Regions from separate parts of the Homo sapiens genome. Here region 2 is linked to region 1. The links are chromatin loops, found by intact Hi-C in ENCODE. Cell type or tissue: endothelial cell of umbilical vein. All regions are shown on one strand. Links, peaks and the distances in the headings refer to the core of each region. The heading gives the core; the rest is flanking DNA.

Evidence for each region. Peaks named below come from ENCODE experiments on the same cell type or tissue, not always from the same donor. Only the 100,000 strongest peaks of a DNase experiment are listed, where the experiment ranks them.
Region 2: it touches region 1 in a loop (18-fold over the local background); 1 of 110 quality-filtered maps calls a loop at or near these places.

What each region holds. Positions count from the first base shown.
Region 1 is chr2:238,456,810-238,467,372 of GRCh38, forward strand. It overlaps LOC107986003 (a long non-coding RNA gene), which reads right to left and starts at 4,054. Exons shown (of 2, transcript XR_001739969.2): 1 at 1-4,054. In endothelial cell of umbilical vein, for the core only: a CTCF peak has its summit at 6,202 (motif pointing left); a DNase peak (open chromatin) is centred at 6,172.
Region 2 is chr2:238,303,296-238,313,858 of GRCh38, forward strand. No RefSeq gene overlaps it. Among named protein-coding and RNA genes, the nearest start is that of TRAF3IP1, 12 kb to the right of the region's middle. In endothelial cell of umbilical vein, for the core only: no CTCF peak of the experiment used is centred there; no DNase peak of the experiment used is centred there.

The DNA.
Region 1 (10,563 bases), core at 3,718-8,717:
GCTGAGCAAGGGCAAGGGGTAGAAAGCAGATTCAAAGAAATAATAACAGAGAACTTCCCAAAGCTTGAGAAGGAGTTAAACATCCAGGCACAGGAAGGTCTAGAACACCAAACAGATTCCACCCAAATAAGACTACCCTAAGGCATACACTACTCAAACTCTCAAGGTCAAGGACAAAGAGAGGATCCTAAAAGCAGCAAATAACATAAATGAATGGAGCTCTGATTCATCTCACAGCAGAATTCTCAACGGAGAACCATACCCTAACCCTAACCACCTTTAACTTGGGGGGTTTTGGCAGGAGGGAATGGAATGGAATTTTCAAAATGCTTGATGATTTAGTCCTGGAATGTGCATCACCCAGAGCGTTGCTCGGAGTGCAATGAATGGAAGGAACCTCCTGCCAAATCCTAGGCTTGCGCTGCATAAAAGCCATTCAGTACAGCCTGTTTGGAAGAGCTTTAAGTTGCAGGTCCAGCCTCTCACCCTCGGCAAAATCCCATCCAAGGAAGACCTCATGAATGCAGATATAGGGGAAGGCCTTCTACCACAGAGACCTCCTCATTCAGCACTGGAATAAATGTTCACCAGAGACCCAGTCCTTATGAGTGCAGCCAGTGTGAGGAAACCTTCAGCCAAGGGCCCCACCTCACTCTGCACTAGAAAGTTCTGGCTGGAGGAGGACCTTAGGTGTGCAGGGAATGTGCACTGTCCTTGTTTGACTTAACAGCGCATGCCAGAGAGGAGATCTGAGAGCAGAGCCTTTGTGGGGATGGCCTTGAGAGCAGCCTTTGTGGGGATAGCCTTAGCCAGAAGTTGAACTTCTGTTCACATGTCCACATTGGGTGCTGCTCATGCATGGTGCTGGGTCTGTGGGAAGCTTGCAGGAGCTACATGGCATATTCCAGCCTGCCCAGAGCCCTTGCCAGAGTCATATCACTGTCCTCCTCTACCAGCTGCCGGGGACTCCTGAGCCACCCCACTATGCTCTTTCCAGTCCCTTGAGGGAAACCCACGTAGCCTGAGCCCCCATTCCCTTCTCCCTGATTGGATGGATGGGGCGTGGACATGACCTAGCTTCGGCTAAGGGGACCTTAGCCAGGGTCTTTTTGTGGCTCACAGGGACGGTTTACATTTTTTCATGGATGTTGCTGGCCTCATATGACTCTGGGTGGATTTGTCTGGCTTCCACCTCAAACTTCTAAGGGAACTGCCTGCCTCATTAGGCTACCTTTAACTTGGGGGTTTTTGTTTATTATGTGGAGTGGCTGAGAACAGAACTGGGATCTGCCATCATTGGAGGTAGGGATGGGGTGTGGAGGCAATAGGATACAGGGAAGAGCTCTCAGTCCATTTGGCTGAAGTTTGTTGCGTAAGACCTGGGAATGACTGAAGGGCTCTGTGTGCAGCTCAGTGCTGTGGCCTGGATGGATGTCAGGATTGTTTCTGGGCCCAGGCCACCCTGAGGAGAGAGTGGTTGGTAGGACAGTCCCAGCACGTCTTGGGGCATCCTGAGCTTGGTCCCTTGTATCCAGGGATGTGTCTCACACATTCCAGTTCCGTGTGGGGAAGCTTTTCCCTGGGACTGCCAGGAGCCAGGTGCCCTGAAGTGCAGAAGCTGGTGGGCGGTGTCATTGATGGTAAGACTTGCTGGGGCCACGTAGGAGTCATAGTGCAGGAATACTAGGTCTGAATAGTTGGGAGTGGGGGAGACTGCAGCAAACCTAGGGGAGGTGCCCCTTCTAACCGGGCATTCACACATGTTCAGTAGCTGCTCTGTGAGATGACAGTGCACAGAAATGCTGAGGACCTCCAGACCTGTGTCCCACAGCCACTCTCATGGGCGGAGCGAATAATCGAAAGCAGCCTAGTCCAGGGTGGAGAAGTTCACTGGGTTGCCCTGGGCCAGGGCTTCATGTTTGGTAGGGTGAAGCTGTGGGCAGGAAATTACTTGCTGGGATGCCAAAGAAATTTGCGGGACAGCTGCTTGCAGGGCATGCTTTTGGACTTGCTGGGAAGCTGGAGCAGGCTGGGCTCCCGGGGAATGCTGGGCGGCTGCCTGTGGGGCAGCTGAACTTTTTGGGAGGCCTGGGACAGCCGCAGAACTCAGCCAGGATGCTCCGTGTTGGGTGCTGCTGAAACCTGCTGGAGGTAAACTCCACTGGCGTCCCACATACCCGCGAGTGCCAAGGGAGTCGGAAGGAAGGAAAGCACAGTGGAACTAGGAAGAGAAACCCCTTCCTCTTACCAGTGTCCCTCCAGAGCCGCCCACTGACAGGCTCATCAGCCCTGTGCCAGCTGGCAAGGAAGGTGTGCTCCTGGATCCCGGCAGAGCACTGGGGAATGATCTGCAGGCTGGAGGAGGAGGCGTGTCATGTGCTTGAAGCAGTGTTGCAGGCTTCTTCCTCAGGGGACCCAGCCTTACTTTCAAGAATCTTGGCCTGTGAATTGAGCTAGGTCTGGGAACTGGGAGAGAGGCTGTTGCTATCCACAGCTGTGACTCAAGTCAGATTTTTGGCTCCCAGACCTAAGGTTTTCTGCTTTATTCCGTCAGTCAGTCCTCTTGTATTCCTAGGGATACCATGTTCAATTAGCCACTGGCAAAGAGCCCTGCGGACCAGGGTGTTTTGATCCCCAGCGTGTGTCTGCTCCCTCCCTTGGCAGACGCAGCCGCCTGGTCTTTGCTGGTCAAGTCCTGGCATTTGGCCTCTGCTCCTTTGGAACCCTATCATCCCCATTGAAATCAGAGAGCCCAGCTCAGTGGCAGTGTCCCTGCCATCGCACCTGCCTGCCAAAGAGAGCAGTTGCAAAGCTTCTCAGGGATGCAGGTGCTCCCAGGCATTTCTCAGTGCCCAAGTGAAAGTGAGAGTGCTTTGGAGCCTTCTTGCAGTGTGTAGTTGAGAGAGAGGTGTGCGGGTCACACATGTTAAACCCAGTCCAATGGTCCCATCTCCCTACGCCTCTGGAATCCCTCCTCCATGCTGGGAAAGCTCTAGCATCTCAACCTTGTTAAGTGTAGGTCATTTCTGAGTTCAAGTTTCAGTCAAACAATCAAATAAGCAGTTAGAGCCATGTGGCTTGTTCCTGGGGCGTGCCTCATTGATGGATCCAGTACGTGGAGTGGTGTGAACCTTCTGCTTCAAGGCGAGAGACCACAATTGGTGGTGATGTCAGGTAATGGGATTTTTTTTTTTTTTTTGAGACAGGGTCTGTCTCTGTCACCCAGGTTGGAGTGCAGTGGCGCAATCTCAGCTCACTGCAGCCTCTGCCTCCCGGATTCAAGTGATACTCAGTCTCCTGAGTAGCTGGGATTACAGACGTGAGCCACCATGCCTGGCCAATTTTTGTATTTTTAGTAGAGATGAGGTTTTATCATGTTGGCCAGGCTGGTCTCAAACTCCTGGCCTCAAGTGATCCACCTGCCTTAGCCTCCCAAAGTGCTGGGATTACAGGTGTGAGCCACCATGCCTGGCTAGTACCAGGATTTCTTACAAGGGCTCTTTCTAACCCACTGCCTTTTGTTGGAGAAATTGATGTTATTGGCATATTTTAAAAATCATGTCCAAATGCAGCTACAGAACATGAAGAAAATATTTTCTAGAGTGAAATGCTTCAAAGAGTGAACAAGGAATCCATCTGCTGCCATTCCCCCAATCCGCTCTGTCCCAGTCTCCAGGCTGCGAGGGGGGCCAGTGTGGTGTCTGATGACGCTGTAAGTCATCCTCAGGGACAGCTCCAAAGGTTTAGCATCACGTTTGATCCAAATGTTCAGAACGTCTCACAGATGGGTGTCATTTCTGAAAACCTGTAACTGTAGGCTAAAATTTTCTGATTTAGTTTAAAAAAGGAATAAAAAAGAATAAGCAAAGAAACTGCCTGGAAGTGAGACCTGTGCTTTAGCTGGACTTAGCCATCACTGAACCAGACACAGATGCTTTGGTGAAGGGTGCAAAAAGGTCATCCCTTCATCCCTCTCAGAAATGAAAGTGAGGTAGTTGACAATAATGAAAAAACGTTTTATTTATTAAAATGGGTGATCATTAAAAATGTCTATTTAAAATGAGAAGTCTGTGTTTGTGAATGCTGAAAGCTGAGGAATATTACCATTGGTCAGTGGTTCTTAATTCTGGCTGCACAGTGCCTGAGGTGTGTTAAAAAGCTCCCGATGCCTGGGCATTGTCTGGATCAACTGTGTGTTAGTTTCCTATTGTTACTAACAGATGACACAAGCTTTGTGGCTTAAAACAAGACAGATTTGTTATCTTACAGTTCTATAGGTCAGAAGCCCCACATGAGCCTCACTGGGCCAAAATCAAGATGTGGGCAGAGCTGTGTGTTTCCTGGAAATGCCAGGGAGACTCCATTTCTTTGCCTTCTCCAGCTTCTAGAGTCTGCCCACATTTTTGCCTTGTAGCCCCCTCCTCCATCTTCACAGCCAGCAACAAAGTCCTGGCTGGGGGTCCTCCCCACACCACATCACTCTGAGCTCCACTCTGCTGCCCTCCTACACTTTTTAGGACCCTGTGATGACACTGGGCCAACCAGATCATCCAGGATGATCTCCCTCTCTTAAGGGCAACTGAATAGCCACACTAATTCCATCGGCAACCCCAGTTAGAGCAGCATATTCACAGCTTCTGTGAACTAGGATGTGGCCATCCCCGGGAGCCTCTTACCTGCTGACCACAGCCGTAAAATCGGAATTTCTGGGAGTTGAGCTTGAGCCTCAATAGTTTTAGAAACCCTCCCAGTGGATTCTAATATGAGGCCATTTAACTAGGACTGGTTATGGGGAACAGCTGGAGGGTTTCAAGAAAGGAAGTAATGCAGCCCAATCTGTATTTTAGAAATACTGCTCCAGTTACACTGTCAGGGGTGGGCTGGTGGGGGAGGGAGGACTGTGATGGGACTTGAGTCAGTGGACAAGCGACAGCTGTGGGGATCAAGGCAGTCTTGGTTTTGCTAGCCATTCCTCAAAAGGATCAATGTCCACTACGTGAGTACTGCCCTGGGGTATGGGAGATACACAAATATTTTGAGGAGTCTTGGACAAGACCGAGCCACAGTACGAGACACCCAGTACAGCACCTCCCACCCGCAGAGGTGTTTTGTTTTTTTTTTTTTTTTTTGAGTCAGGGTGTTACTCTGCCACCCAGGCTGGAATGCAGTGGCACGATCATAGCTCACTGCAGCCTTGAACTTCTGGGCTCAAACGATCCTCCTGCTTCAGCTTCCCGGAAAGCTAGGACTGTAGTTGCTCACCACCACATCTGGCTAATTTTTAATTTTTTTGTTTTTGGTGGAGACAGGGTCTTACTATGTTGTTCAGGCTCGTCTCAAACTCCTGGCCTTAAGTGATCTTCCTGCCTTGGCCTCCCAAAGCGCTGGGATTACAGGTGTCAGCCACCATGCCTGGACCTCCTCCAGAGTTCTTGAGCAAGGCCATGCCATTGGTGGCAGCGAATTACATGCCTTTGTGGAGATACAATCACACACCATAAAGTTCACCATTTTAAAGTATGCTACTTTAAAGTGTAACAGTTTTTAGCGTATCCACAAAGTTGTGCGCTGATCACCACTGTCTAATTCCAGAACATTTCCATCACCCCCAACAAAAAACTTCATATCTATTCGCACTCACACCCCAGTTCTGTCCCTGCCAGGGCCCGGCTACAATTAATTTGCTTTCAGTGTTTATGGATTTATCTATCCCATTTATACTTATGTAAATGGAACCATATAATATGTGGCCTTTTGTGAGTGGCTTCTTTCACTTAGCATGATGTTTTTAAGGTTTGCCTATGTTGTAGCATGTGTCAGAATTTCCTTCCTTTTCATGGCCAAATAGTATTCTACTCTGTGGATGCACCACATTTTGTTTATCCATTTATCAGTCCATGGACATTTGGGTTGTTTCTATTTTTTGGCTATTGCAAATAAGGCTGCTATGAACATTTGGGTACAAAGTTTTATATAGATACATGTTTTCAGTTTTCTTCAGTATATACCTGGGAATGGAATTGCTGGGTCATATATTAACTCAATATTTAATTTTTGAGGAACTGCTGAACTGGTTTTCTCAGTGGCTGAACTATTTTACATTCCCACTGTCAATGCACAAGGGTTTTGATTGCCCTACATTCTTGCTAACACTTGTTATTGTCTGTCTTTTTGATTTTACTCCCCCTAGTGGGGATGAATTGGTATCTCACTGTGGTTTTGATTTGCATTTCCCTAGTGAGTGATACTACCACACATCTTTTCATGTGCTCTTTGGCTGTTTACATATGTCCTTTGAGAAATGTATGTTTAGATCCTTTGCACGTTTTAAAATTGAGTTGTCTTTTTATTGTTACTTAGAAGAGGTCTTTATATATTTTGGATATGATTCTCTTATCAGATATTTGATTTGCAAATATTTTCTCCCATTCTGTAGGTTTTCTTTTAACTTTCTTCATGATGTTCTTTGAAGCACAAAGGCATTTAATTTTGAAGAAGTCCAACTTATCTATTTTTCATTTTTACTTGTGCTTTTGATGTCAGATCTAAGAATCCATTGCTCGATCCAAGATCATGAAGGTTTACTCCCATGCTTTCTTCCAAGTCTTATAGTCTCTTAGTTGTTACATTTTATGTCTTTGATCCACTCTGAATTAATGTGTACATATGGTGTAAGGTAGGGGGCCTAACTTCATTCTTTTGTATGTAGATATCCAGTTTTCCCAGCAATTATTTTTGTTGAATAGTCTATTCTTTCCTCTATTGAGTTGTCTTGGTGCCCTTGTCAAAAATCAGTTGACCATGGCTGGGTGTGGTGGCTCACACCTGTAATTCCAGCACTTTGGGAGGCCAAGCCAGGTGGATCACCTGAGGTCAGGAGTTTGAGATCAGCCTGGCTAACATGGTGAAACCCCATCTCTACTAAAAATACAAATTAGCTGGGGGTGGTGATGGGTGCCTATAATCCCAGCTACTCGGGAGGCTGAGGCAGGAGAATTGCTTGAACCCAGGAGGTGGAGGTTGTAGTGAGCCAAGAGTGCACTACTGCACTCCAGCCTGGGGGACAGAGGGACACTCCATTTCAAAAAAAAAAAAAAAAAAAAAGGAAAATCAATTGACCATTAATATAAGGTTTTATTTTGGACTCTCAATTCTATTGATGTATTTCTAACCTTATGGCAATACAATACTGTCTTGATTACTGTTGTTTTGTAATAAGTTTTGAAATCATGAAGTATGAGTACTGCAAGTTTGTTGTTTTTCAAGATCATTTTGGCTATTCTGGGTTTCTTACATTTCCATATGAATTTTAGGATCAGCTTGTCAATTTCTTCAAAAAAAGGCAGCTGGGGTTTTTATAGTAATTGTGTTGAATCCATTGAGTATTAGGGGGAATATTTCCATCTTAACAATATTAAGTCTAATAATTCATTATCCCAAGATATCTTCCAATTTATTTAGGTCTTCTTTGATTTCTTTCAGTAATGTTTTATAGTTTTGGGGGTGCATGTCTTGCTCTTTTTTGTTAAATTTATTTCTAAGTATTTTATTCCTTTTAGTGCTATTGTAAATGGGATTGTTTTCTTAATTTCATTTCAATATGGGAAGCATAACACAGTGCTTGCCTGGTAGGGTTGTTAGGACAGCTGGATGGGCCAGCAGGCAGGCACCTTACGATGCCTGTCTTTTGAGAGATGCTCAGTGAGCACTGGCTGTCATGGCTCCTCCACCTCTCTTCCCGCTCCCCGCCACACCCAGGACCCTGAATGAGGGTGGTGCTGTGGCATCCTAGTTAGAGCTTGAGGCTTCAGAGCCAGCGGGGCTAAGATTATGGTGCTAATATGCCCTAGCTGGGGGGCCTTGGGAGCGTTTTATAGCTGACTGAGCTTCTGTTTCCTCATTTGCAAAGTGGGGCTGCCAATGCGATGTCGTTTGTGGGATGTTGTGAGGGATAAACGACGCAATGCAGCTCAGACACGGAGCATCATGTCTGGCCCACGCTTCACTGCATCCGGGATACCAGTGTTGATAAATGACATCACTGACTATGCCAATCACAGTTGACACCGCCATCGCTGGTGTGACGCACCCTGGCATCAGAGGTGGTAAAATGTGGACCCCATGTCTCTTGGCATTGCAGAAATGCAGGATTTCTATCATGCAGTTGCCTCTTCCACACAGTGCATGGCCTGGACAATCCCAGCAGGCTTTTCCTATGTGACTCACTTTCATGTACATTTAAAAAAATTAGGAAAGAAGCTTTCTGTGACCCCCAGGTACTCCAGCTTCTGTTGGTGGAAGTCAGGAGATGTTACAGGCCTAACGGAATCAAGGCCTCAGGTATTTAAGCTATTCTTTGTTTCCTACAGGAAAGAGAACTTTATACACAAGGTGGGTCCCCTGAAGATTAGATTATCAGTTGGAAACCTGAGTTCCAATGTATTCCCACTGTTGGATCTCTGAATGCTGTGCTTTTGACCGGGGTCTCCTGGGCCCCATATTCTAATGGTCAGTTTCAGGTTCCTCTTCTTTCACCTCTGCCTGTGGAGGCAGGAGGCATGCAGTGATCATCACCCTCCTTCTTCCAGTGTTTTCAGTCTCTGCTCTCCAGGGACCAGTCTTCTGCATATCATGTCTCCTGGTTCCATCACAGCCATGTGAAAGCACAGTCACCCTGGAGAGGAACAGAAGGCAGAGTCAGCCCCTACCTGTCTTACGTGCGCCAGGGAAGAACGGACTCATGGCCCTTCTGAGACTTCAACCTGAGGGTCGGTGAATGTCAGAACAGCAGCAACAGCGAGGGCTGACTCCGGCTTTGACCTTCAGACCCTGAGCAGCCAGTGGAGTCTAGCTCAGTCTCGGCTTTCACTGTGGACACTGAGGCTTAGGGAGGTGAGGAGACACAGCTGGCTGTGGTGGGCCCCCGCCCTGGCGGTGCCAGGACCAAGCCCAGGGCCTGTCTCATGCCGTGCCCTATGCCTTCTGAGCTGAAGAGGAGCCTGTTCGTTGAGGAACTAAGAGTGGATTAGAAGAGTAACGGATGCTTTCTACAGAAGCAAGCGGCCTGGGTTTGGAATGAGGCAGCCTGTTCGTTTGCTGTGCGTCCTTGTCCCTCTCAGAACCTTCCTATAGTAGGCGCTTTATCAATGCTGGTCAGTGAAGGAATGAGTGAATGATGTTTTTCAACAAAAATGAATTCATTTTGTGGACTAAAATAGCCTCTGGGGAGCCCATTGCAGAGACCCTGCCATCCGCGCGCCCCGGGCTGCCTGTGGCTCTCCCAGGCTGCTTTCCCTGCAGGTCTTGTACGTGGGAGTCTGGCCATCCAGCATCCCTGGGAAGGGGTTTTTGGGAAATGTGCATTTATGGATTTGAAATCCCAAACAGGATATCCACACTGCGTTAGAAGGCACAGTTGGGCTCTGAGCCAAGCTGTGGTGAGCCCTGGGCTCCAGGGCGGCTCTAGAGGACCGAGGGGCCCCGGGCGGGAGAGGTCGTGCTGCGCTGAGAGCTCACATTTCACGGCTTGTAAAACCCAATCGGAATTCCAGGTGTGCAAACCACATTTGATGTCCCAGTAACCAGGTAACAGCAGGATGGAGGACTTGGGGAGAGACTTGAGAAGCTTCCTGAGGAGGGTTGCCAATCCACTGGCCCTCGCCTTCCCAACCCATTGCTGTGGCCAGCCAGCCCTGTGCCCTGTCTCCTGGCCCCAGCATGGAGAGCTGTGCACTTCCCCTGACCACACGGCCTGCTCATTGCACAGCTGTGCAGGGCCCTTCCTCTCTCTTGGATGCCCCACTTCAGATGCTGCTTCTGCCAGGAAACCTTTCCCTCCCCTCCCAGCTGAGTGGTGACCCCACCCCAATCTCTCACCAGAGGCCTGTAATCTTAGACATGCCTAGCAACAAACATTTGGGGGAAGGGTCTGTGTACAGGTTTGTCATCTTCATGCCTGGAGGAGGCGGCAGAGGTGATCAGTGAACAAGTACAGGTCAACAGCCAGGGTAGGGAGGTGTGCTGGAGGGGGGGTGGTGGGTCCTTCTTGTGTAGAGACCCGTAGCTGATCTCTGCCCGAGTAGCTCTAAAGCCTTCTACTTCTTAAGACCACTAGAAGGAGATAAGTTTTACCCTTCTGAGTTAAAACTTTAAAAAAGCCCCCACAATATCCTAATCTATGTGTCAAAAGCCCCCACAATATCCTAATCTATGTGTCTTAGTCCATTCCTGCTGCTGTAACACAGTCCCTGAGACTGGATAATTAAAAATCATAGCTATTTTTCATAGTCCTGGAGGCTGGGGAGTTCAAGATCAAGGCACTGGCAGGTTCAGTGTCTGGTGAGGGCCAGGTACTTCTACGATGGTACCTCGTTTCTGTGTCCTCACATGGCAGAGGGGGAGGAAGGGCACTTAACTAGCTCGCTGGAGCTGCCCCCCCATTTTGTTTTCTGGAGACAGAGTCTCACGCTGTCACCCAGGCTGGAGTGCAGTGGTGCAGTCACAGCTCACTGCAGCCTTGACTTCCCAGGCTGAAGTGATCCCCACCACCTCTACCCCCCTGAG
Region 2 (10,563 bases), core at 2,973-7,972, 150 kb before region 1:
AAACTCATCACACAACTGTCCCTCCCAGGCAACTTTTGATGGCATCCCATGACAGGGATAGTGGAGGCTTTTTTATTTCTAGGAATTAAGTTCTTGTCATCTTGGGCTACAGGTTTAGGGCTTCTCCCCAAGGCAGTTCGGAACTCACTCAAAGTAAGAATCATTTCCCCCTTCTCCCAAGGATGCACTTCACCTGATCCTGTCCAAGGCTTCTCATGGTTGTTTTTACTCTTTTCTCCCCATTTCTCCTCCCTCTCCCCAATATTCAGGACATAAAGGTTTCAGGCCATATTTATCTAACTCCAGAGATGACTTTCCTTTAGGACATCTTATGTCGGCCAACAGAGTGCAGTGGCGTTTGCTGCCTCATCTGAGGAGGGCTCCCTGCAGACCTGTGGGCGGAGCTTCTCCTACTGGGAATTGCCCCTCCAGGGCATTGGAGGGGAGGCCAAGGCCTATGACACCCAGAAAAGCCGTTTCTAGCCCTGGCAGCTCTGTACCAACAGCTGCATGGCCCAGTGTGGGGGGTGTGTGTGTGTGTGTGTGTGTGTGTGTGTGTGTGTGCTATCAGCAGGGACCAGCGTCTTTCACTGGCATCAAAAGACTGACCCATTTTCAGCAACAATATTTTTGCAGCCGACGAAGCCTTTGTTAGGTTTGTATAGGCGACCAGTTGAGCCGGGTTTGTGTTTTAGAGAAGTGGTGAAGTCTTAGCAGGTGGGAAGGAAGCTCGGCCATGGCTCTCCAGTGAACTCCCCCGTCCTTTCTTCCTGGAAAATTTCCAGGACCCCATCTGAAGCGTCCCCTCCCAGGACTGACTCTGGTTTGTCTCTTTGCTGGGTTAGGTAGGAGGAAGGCTAGTGGGATGACCATAGCTGATTTTTGTCATCTACTGCTCAGTCTGGATTCCCCACTTCCTCTGCTAGCACCTCTGCTGCGCTTGGGCACCCACCTGGCAGGAGGACACAAACCCTCATCCCAGCCACTACACGCTCTTCAGGCTGCAACTGCTGTGCTTGTCCATTTCCCACCAAAACTGGGCAGGAGCGTGCCAAGTGATGCCCCAGAAGCCAGCTGTGTGCCAGGGTGATTCTCCTCCACCCCGGTTCCAGCAGCCCTTCCTGCTCTTGAGGATCAGAGCCAGTCACCCCTGCTGGGACACCGACTCCTTTCCTTGCTTGCTCGTCTTTTGGCACAGAGCCTGAGTGACCAGTGACAGCCATCGCTTATTGTCCACTGGATCCCCTGGTGGCAGTGTTCCCCCTCTAGAGAACAGGCCTCTAGACCTGCAAAGCACAACATGGAGGGGACGAGAAGTTCAAATTCACCAACTGGATCCCTGGAGGTCATGGTTGGGGGCTGTTCCTGCTTCTGCTCCTGGGTTCCCAGACCCATGCCTTTCATCAGCTGGAGACAGCAATTTATGATGGTCACTGATTTAGGGTATATTTTGTGTCTTAAAGGATGGAATCCCATCCTCAAAGGGTATTTTCTCCTCAGCAGAGCTAACAAGAGGACCACTCCATCACTCACCCAGATTGGCAGCATCTGAACGGCATGGTAAGGAATGGGCCCAGTGGAGCCCACGGTCATGTACCCAACACCATAGATCCTTTGCTGTAAAGTGAGTCTTTTTGGTCCAAAGCAATGTTATGTGGTATTCTATATCCATCGATCAAACATTTTATAAACCTCCAGATAGTGTTCGTAAGGGCAGGAAAGACAAATCCACACTTGGGATATCCAAATCCACACTTTGGGTCAGTCAAAATGAATCACTGCCTCACCTTTAGGGCAATATAATTGAGTTTAAGTCCAATGTAATCAACCTTCCACCTAGTGGCCAGTTGAGTTCCTCCCGGTGGCACTCTGCTGGGAGCTCAGCTTTGGTGTCTTGCTGTTAAGCTGGATGTTTAGCAGTTGCTGGAACTAACTCAGCCTTGGCGAGTTGGAGGCCATACTGTCAGGCCCACACCATCCTGCAACCCTGCCACCACTGCTACTCACTGAATGGCCTATGACAGAGGCAGGCTGACTCCGAACGGCCAAAGCATCTTCCTACATGGCTGCTGGGTGCCTTTTCCATGGTGGTGCTCTCTGGTGGCTGTTAGCAGGGATACAGAGACCTTCACATGCCTGTCCACTCCCATGGTCCTAGCTGCATGCATGACCCTTCCACTAAACTCCTGGTCCCCAACCTTTGAATTTTCCAGGCCCAGAGCAGCAACAGCCGTCTTTTGCCGCTGTCCATGGGTCTGAACATATTCTTATGCCAAGCCACTTCTCTTTCTACACAAAATGGAGAGCTACGTGTACTGCCTAAGCATGGTGGGCAGAACGGTGGGCCCCCACACACGCCCATGTCTGGAACCTGTACATCTGTTTTGGTACAGGGTAAAAGGGACTTTGCAGATGTCATTACATTGAGGATCTTGAGATGGGAACATTATCCTGGATTATCTGGGTGGCCCAATGTAATCATAAATGTCCTTATAAGTGAAAGAGGGAGGCCGGGTGTGGTGGCTCACGCCTGTAACCCTAGCACTTTCAGAGGCTGAGGCGGGTGGATCACCTGAGGTCAGGAGTTCGAGACCAGCCTGACCAACATGGTGAAACCCTCTCTCTACTAAAAATACAAAAAAAATTAGCTGGGCCTGGTGGCGGGCACCTGTAATCCCAGCTGCTCGGGAGGCTGAGGCAAGAGAATCACTTGAACCCAGGAGGTGGAGGTTGCAGTGAGCCAAGATCGCACAATCGCACTCCAGCCTGGGCAACAGAGCGAAATTCCATCTCAAAAAAAAAAAAAAAAAAAAAAGTGGAAGAGGGAGCCAGGAGGGCCAAAGTCCGAGAAGAAGGCGTGGCCATAGAAACAGACGTTAAAATGATGTCGTTTCTGGAAAGGGTGCATGAGCCAGAGAATGCAGGTAGCTTCTAGAAGCTGAAAAAGGAGAAGAAATGGATTCTCCCCTAGAGCCTCCAGAAGGATTACAGCCCTGACCACACCTTGACTTCAGCCCAGTAACACCCAGTTTCAGCTCTGACCTCCAGAATTGTAAGAGATTCCATTTGTGTTGTTTTAAACTCCCAAGTTTTTGGAAATTGGTTACAGCAGCAACAATGAACTAATACACCAAGTTTCTGTCCATGGGGAGATTGGGAGAGGCAGTCTGTCAGCACTGCCTTTCAGGGAGGCCCCGGAGTGAGGCTGCAGTGCAGCAGCTATCTATTTTTAGGCATTTTTTGCATCCCACACTGAGCCAACCCATGCATGAACCAAGCTCGGCCTATTTCTTCCTCCACTAGGTGGTCATAAGTGACACCGCCACCCAACACAGCAGTGATGAAGGTGAGGGACCTCCAGTGGTGCAACAGAGGCAGATGATAGGAGGGTCTTGTGCAGTTTATCTGTGGCTCTGGCCCTGCATAAGCCCAGTGCTGGATGTGCCCTTTCATCTTATCATAGATTTCTGTCGAGCATGCCTGACCTATGCCCTGGAGGCCCTGGCAGAGCCCGGCTCAAGGCAGGCAGCTCTAGTGGTGTGATCACCGCTTGGTGTCTTCCGCTCTGCTAGGGTGCAGAGGCATACCAGCATCTGTCTTCCTTTGCTGCAGATAGCGTGGCCTTACTCCAGAACCCCCAGGGTCCAGGTTGTGATTCTCCCACTGGGGGTTTGCCATGAAGTTATCACACACTCAGAGATTTAAAGCAACAAGGCATCTTTTCCACCATAGGTATCTCTAGAACCATAGCATCTTCCAGATCATTTGGCCTAATTTGCTGGATTGCTAGCACCATAGCCTGTGCCCACTGCAGCGTTCTTCCCCATGCTGGCAGCCTTTCACACCACCTGGTAAATGTGACCACGCAGTATTCCCAAGTGTGGCACGTGCTGCCTCCAGAACCCACAGAGGCGACCAGTCCTCGTGGTCCTTCTTAGTGGTGGGAAGTACACAATGTAGTCCTTCCTTCACTGTGGAGATGCCTGTTAAGCTCCAACCACTGGGCCCCTAAAAACTTCACCGATGCAGCAGACGCCTGGAACTTCACAGGGTTTCTCTCCCACCCTCTGCAGCACACGCACCTTAATAAGGCCTCTGAGGTTTCTCCTCGTCAATCTGGTCATCCAGTTTAATTAATAGGATATCAGTATACTGAACCAGTGCAGCATTGTGCAGAGTGTCTGGTCCATCCAGACTATATTAGGAAAGAGGGAAAAGAGTTAATATGGCCCTGGGGTGAGACAATCAGTGTGTATTCTTCTTCTTCTTCTTCTTTTTTGTTTTCTTAAGACGGAGTCTCAATCTGTTGCCCAGGCTGGAGTGCAGTGGTGCAATCTCGGCTCACTGCAACCTCCACCTCCCAGGTTCAAGCGATTCTCCTGCCTCGGCCTCCTGAATAGCTGGGATTACAAGCGCCCACCGCACCCGGCTAATTTTGTGTATTTTTAGTAGAGATGGGGTTTCACCATGTTGGCCAGGCTGGTCTCAAACTCATGACCTCAGGTGATCTGATGATCTGCCCACCTCAGATCCAAAGTGCTGGGATTATTGGTGTGAGCCACCGTGCCCAGCCAATGTGTACTCTTATCCATCCTAAATGAATGTAAGCGGCTTCTGGTTCTCCTCTTAAGTAGGGATGGAAATGAATGTATTGGCTTCCTACCATGGACTTGAGATTGTGTTGACCTGCTATAGCAAAGATACCACAATTGGGGCTCCTATTTGTTTGGGTTTGCAGTATTCCACTGTCAATCCCCAGGATCCATGTGGTTTTTGCAGGGGTTTGGCTAATTAAATGACTCTATAATGGGGAGAAAGTATACCTGCATCCTTCAGGTTTTAACAGTGGAATCTATTCGTCCCTTATAATTGCTGTAACTCTCTTCAGCATGCAATATTGGTTTTTATTTACTGTCTTGGCTGGGGGAGGGGCAGTGTCAGGGATTCCCACTCAGCTTCCCAGGTCTATAGCTCTTATTCCACAATCCCAAGTATCTGGCCAACATGGGGTTACCCCATATGCCAAGTGTGTCCACTTCAATCATTGCATTTGAGGGCTCGGGAAATGACCACCAGGTGGCTCCATGGACCCTGTGGACCTACCAAAATCCAAAGTGGGGCTAGGGCTCTATCACCTGACCCCGTATGCCCTCCCTTTAACAGGAGTCAAGATGATGCTCCATGTCCCCAGGATTCTGTGTGCAATAGTCCTTGAAATGGTTCTGTATTCCCCCTCCCTGTGTATAGTTACTTGAATGAGTGGCCTTAGGTTTCTTTGGGGAAGGACTGTGGGGGAGATTTTGGCTCCCTGCACCGGCAGTGATGTTGGGAACCTGGCCTTTCAATGAGTTCTAGGTCCAAAACCAGGCAAGGGATTGTAGCGGGGGACTGGGGCAGCCACTCTCAGCCTCCTGCTCATCCATGTTTGATTTATTTTAGTTTCGAAAGCTCGGCCACACCCTTGCTGACTGCTCATTCCCCTGGTCCCTAGGAACATTTTGTTGTATTATCCGGCCGCATAGCTCTCTGCATGTCAGGTCTTCCTGGCTACCACTCTGACCTTGCCACTCTTGGCTATAAAAACCAATATTACATGCCAAATATTGTCACTTTGGTAAATGAAGTGACCTCCGAGCCCTCTCACAGGACACAGTGGGCTGGTAGGTTTGCTGGCCCAACATCACGTATGTGCTCTAGTAGGCTCATTTCCCTACCATCCTCCATGGTGGGGCTGGAAGTTTTCCTTCACTTAGTGAAGGCCATAGCTCTTTGCAGGTGTCCAAGAGCCATTCTAACAGCCCATTAGCACTGTCTCCCTGGGACCCAGCCAGGGTCACAAGCTTCTATCACGGAAAGTCCTCCCACATTCATCAACTCTTGTCTTATCCGTCTTTATATTCTGTCCCCTGCTGGGTCCAGCACTCTTGGGATGCAGTCCTGGATGTGCTCTCCTGGATCTTGCTGGTCCATGCTAGGCAGATCCTGCAGTTCCTTCGGAATAGAGTCCCTCCCTCCCTTAGCAGGCCAGCATGTCCTAGCTAGGTTATGTTGTTGTTTGACCCTCATGATTGGTCTGGTGTCAGGAGGGGGATATTGGCATAGATCCTGAAAAACGCATGCATTGTCTTGCAAGGCAGACATCTCTCTCTCTCTCTCCCCCCGCCCCCCAACTATAACACACACATTCTCTCTATATAAAACACTTCAAGAAAGGGGGTGCTAGCCTTTAACAGGAGCAGTGGGCCTCCTCTGTAGGTCCAGATGATTCAGGAGAATCTGGGGATTCTAGTTTGTTTGTTTGTTTGTTTGTTTGTTTTTGAGACAGTGGTCTCTCACGCCCACCCTGGGGGCTTCAGTTGAGCCGGTCAGTGGTGATTCAGCTCCGAAATCTCAATTTAGGGTCCATTTCCTCTGACCACTTCTGAGAGCAACTCTCTTGGGTAGAGATCTCTGGGAAACTGGGTTTGCACCCCCAACTCCATCAGCCCTTGAATGCGGGTGCCCATAGGGAGCAGGAGGCACAGTAGGCCCCTTTGGCTAAGTCTCCCCAGAAGGGAACCTGGCTGTGAGCCCACAGGGATCACTGCTTCTGGCAGCTGGGGCAGTGTGGGCCTCAGCCCTGAGTGGCACAGCACCCACCACAGGGCCAAGGCAGCCATAGCTGAGAGGGCCACGCCTTTTTTTTTTTGAGACGGAGTCTCGCTCTGTCACCCAGGCTGGAGTGCAGTGGCATGATCTCAGCTCACTGCAAGCTCCGCCTCCCGGGTTCATGCCCTTCTCCTGCCTCAGCCTCCTGCGTAGCTGGGACTACAAGCGCCCGCCACCACACCCGTCTAATTTTTTGTATTTTTAGTAGAGATGCGGTTTCACCGTGTTAGCCAGGATGGTCTCGATCTCCTGACCGCGTGATCTGCCCGCCTCGTCCCCCAAGAGTGCTGGGATTACAGGCGTAAGCCACTGCGCCTGGCCAGGTTTTGTTTCTGGCGCCCGGCTGCGCCACTCCTTTTTAAAGACTTCCTCCTTCCTCCTTCAGGCACCCACACGTTCATGCAGCCAGTATTCATGGGGTGCCCTGAGGAGACATATGGACCCTGTCCCAGCCTTCCTGGACCTTGTGCACTAGCTGGGGAAAGTCATGCCCTTGTTTAAGCATGGGCCAGGGGGAGCTGGACAGCACCGCCGGAGCTTGGAGGAGGACTCCTGGGGTCAGTGGGAGTCAACTGCAGGCTTTCAGGGAGTGGCAGGTGGGATATTTCAGGTTGGAGGGCTCAGTCAATTTACCTTCAACAAAAGTGCCAAGAGGCCAGAGGTAGTGGCTCACACCTGTAATTTTGGTATTTTAGGAGGCTGAGGTGGGAGGATAGCTTGACCCCAGGAGTTCAAGAGCAGCTTAGACAATATAGCAACATCCTATCTCTACAAAAAAAAATAAAAATTAGCTGATGGCCGGGCGCAGTGGCTCACGCTTGTAATCCCAGCATTTTGGGAGGCTGAGGCAGGTGGATCATTTGAGGTCAGGAGTTTGAGACCAGCTTGACCAATGTGGCGAAACCCCATCTCTACGAAAAACACAAAAAAATTAGCCGAGCGTGGTGGCACATGCCTGTAGTCCCAGCTACTCGGGGACGCTGAGGCAGGAGAATCGCTTGAACCCAGGAAGTGGAGGTTGCAGTGAGCCGAGATCGCACTACTGCACTCCAGCCTGTGCAACAGAGCGAGACTTCATCTCAAAAACAAACAGACAAAAAATTAGCTGAGCATGGTGGCACACGCCTGTAATCCCAGCTACTTCAGAGGCTGAGGTAGGAGGATTGCTTGAGCCCAGGAACTTGGGGTTACAGTGAACTATGGTTGTGTCATTGCACTCCAGTCTTGGACGCAGGGCAAGTGACACTCTGCCTCAAAAAAAAAAAATGCCAAGAACACACATTGGGGAAATGATGATTTCTTCAATAAACGGTGTTGGGAGAACTAGATCCATATGCAAAAGAATGAAACCAGACCCTCATCTTGCACCATATACAAAAATCAGCTCAAAATGGATTAAAGACTTAAATTTCAGACCCCAAACTATAAAACCATAGAAGAAAACATTGGGAAAAACCTTCTTGACAGTGGTCTGGGCAATGACTCTTTGAATAGGACCCCAAAAGTACAGGCTGTGGAAGCAGAAATAGGCAAATGGGATAATATCAAACTAAAACGCTTCTGTACAGCAAAGGATACAATCAGCAGAGTGAAGAGACAATGAGCAGAATGGGAGAAAATATTTGCAAATTATACATCTGATAAAGGGTTAATATCCAAAATATATAAAGAACTCAAACAAGTCCATGGCGAGGAGAACAAATAACCCAATTCAAAAATGGGTGAAGGACTCAAATAGGCATTTCTCAAAAGAAGGCACACAGATAAATGGCCAACAGGCATATGAAAAAATGCTCAATATTACCAATCATCAGGAAAAGGCAAATTAAAACCACAAGTCATTATCATCTCACATGTGGGAGAAAGTTATGATCAAAGAGACAAAGGATAACAATGTCAGTGAGGATATGGAGAAAGGGAACCCCATACACTGTTGGTGGGGATGGGAATTAGCGCAGCCATTATTGAAAACAATATAAAAGTTCCTCAAAGAACTACCAATAGAACTACCTTATTTTATTTATGTATTTATTTACTTTTGAGACTGAGTCTCACTCTGTTGCCCAGGCTAGAATGCAGTGGCATGATCTCAGATCACTGCAACCTCCACCTCCTGAGTTCGAGTGATTCTCGTGCCTCAGCCTCCCGAGTAGCTGGGACTACAGGCGCATGCCACCACGGCTGGCTAATTTTTGTATTTTTAGTAGAGACGGGGTTTCACTCCATTGGCCAGGCTGGTCTCGAACTCCTGATCTCAAGTGATCCGCCTGCCTTGGCCTCCCAAAGTGCTGGGATTATAGGCATGAGCCACTGTGCCTGGCCAAAAAATAGAACTACCTTATGATCCAGCAGTCCTACTTCTGGGTAGATGCCTGAAGGATATGAAATCAGTATGTCAAAGAGGTAATTGTACTCCCATGGTCATCCCAGCATTATACACAATGGCCAAGACATGGTATGAACCTAAGTGTCCATTAGCAAATAAATGGAATACAGAAAATGTGGGATTTACACACCATGGAATACGAGTCAGCCTTAAAGAGGGAAATTCTGTCCTTTTCTTGGATGGATGAACATAGAGGACATTATGTTAAATGAAATAAGCTGGCCAGGTGCAGTGGCTCACGCCTGTAATCCCAGCACTTTGGGAGGCTGAGGCAGGCAGATCACTTGAGGTCAGGAGTTCAAGACCAGCCTGGCCAACATGGTGAAACCCCGTCTCTACTAAAAATACAAAGATTAGCCAGGCGTGGTGGCGGGCACCTGTAATCCAAGCTACTTGGGAGGCTGAGGCAGGAGAATCACTTAAACCCAGGAGGCAGAAGTTGCAGTGAACTGAGATCACACCACTGTACTCCAGCCTGGGCGACAGAGCGAGACTCCATGTCAAAAAAAAAAAAAAAAGAAAGAAAGAAAGAAAGAAAGAAGCCAGAAACAAAAAGACAAATATTGCATGATCTCAACTCATATGTGGAATCCAAAGTTGAACTCATAGAAGCAGAGAGTAGAATGGTGGTTGTCAGGGACTGGGGAGTGTTTGTGTGTATGAAATGCGGGTATGTTGGTTAAAGGGTACAACATTTCAGTTGGACAGGCTGAGTAAATCCTGGAGATTAATGTATAGCATGGTAACTGTAGTTAGTAATAATGTATTAATTATATACTTGAAAATTCCTGAGAGAGATCTTACACGGTCTCACTGCAAAAAAAGATGAGAGGAAATGGATATATGAATTTGCTTATTTTAATCATTTCCCAATATATACATAAATCAAAACATCATTTTGTACACTGTAAATATATACAATTTTTATTTGCCAATTATACCTTTGTAAAGCTGCAGGGAAGGGGAAGAAAAAATAAATGACATGGCAAAAATATAAAACTAAATTACAAAAATAATAAAACGTGCTCTGTGTAACTTAATCAGAGTGGAGAGTATCTGCCAGGAGTATAAGTAGGGGCTCCCTTGAGACACCTGAAAACTTCTTACTCATGGTGGTCTCTCTTCTCAGATGTGGTTGGGGCCTGTGGCGTGCAGGATTCCCCAGCTCCACCCTCCTGGTGTCATCTTTGCATTGACTGGGGCAAAGGAAGGGTGTCTTGGGCTGCCTGGGGAGGCAGAATCTTACACCCCTCACCCAAGAGTGGCTACTTACCAGCAGAGCTTAAGATTGTTGGGAAATTGGCATGGGTGGCTCAGAGGCCTTTGGTGGATGATGGGACCCAGGCCCCTGCCCCTTCAAAGTCATGGGACCCTCCTGGAAGGGCCTGAGGGCCTGTGAGAGGGAGGGTAGTGAATCTTTCCCTCGGACTGCCCATGGGGGAGAGCTCCAAGTATTATGGTCTGCTCGCTATGTATTGCACCCCCATACCCTTTGTGGGACCCAGAGGGCCGTCCAGCTTGCACAAGGC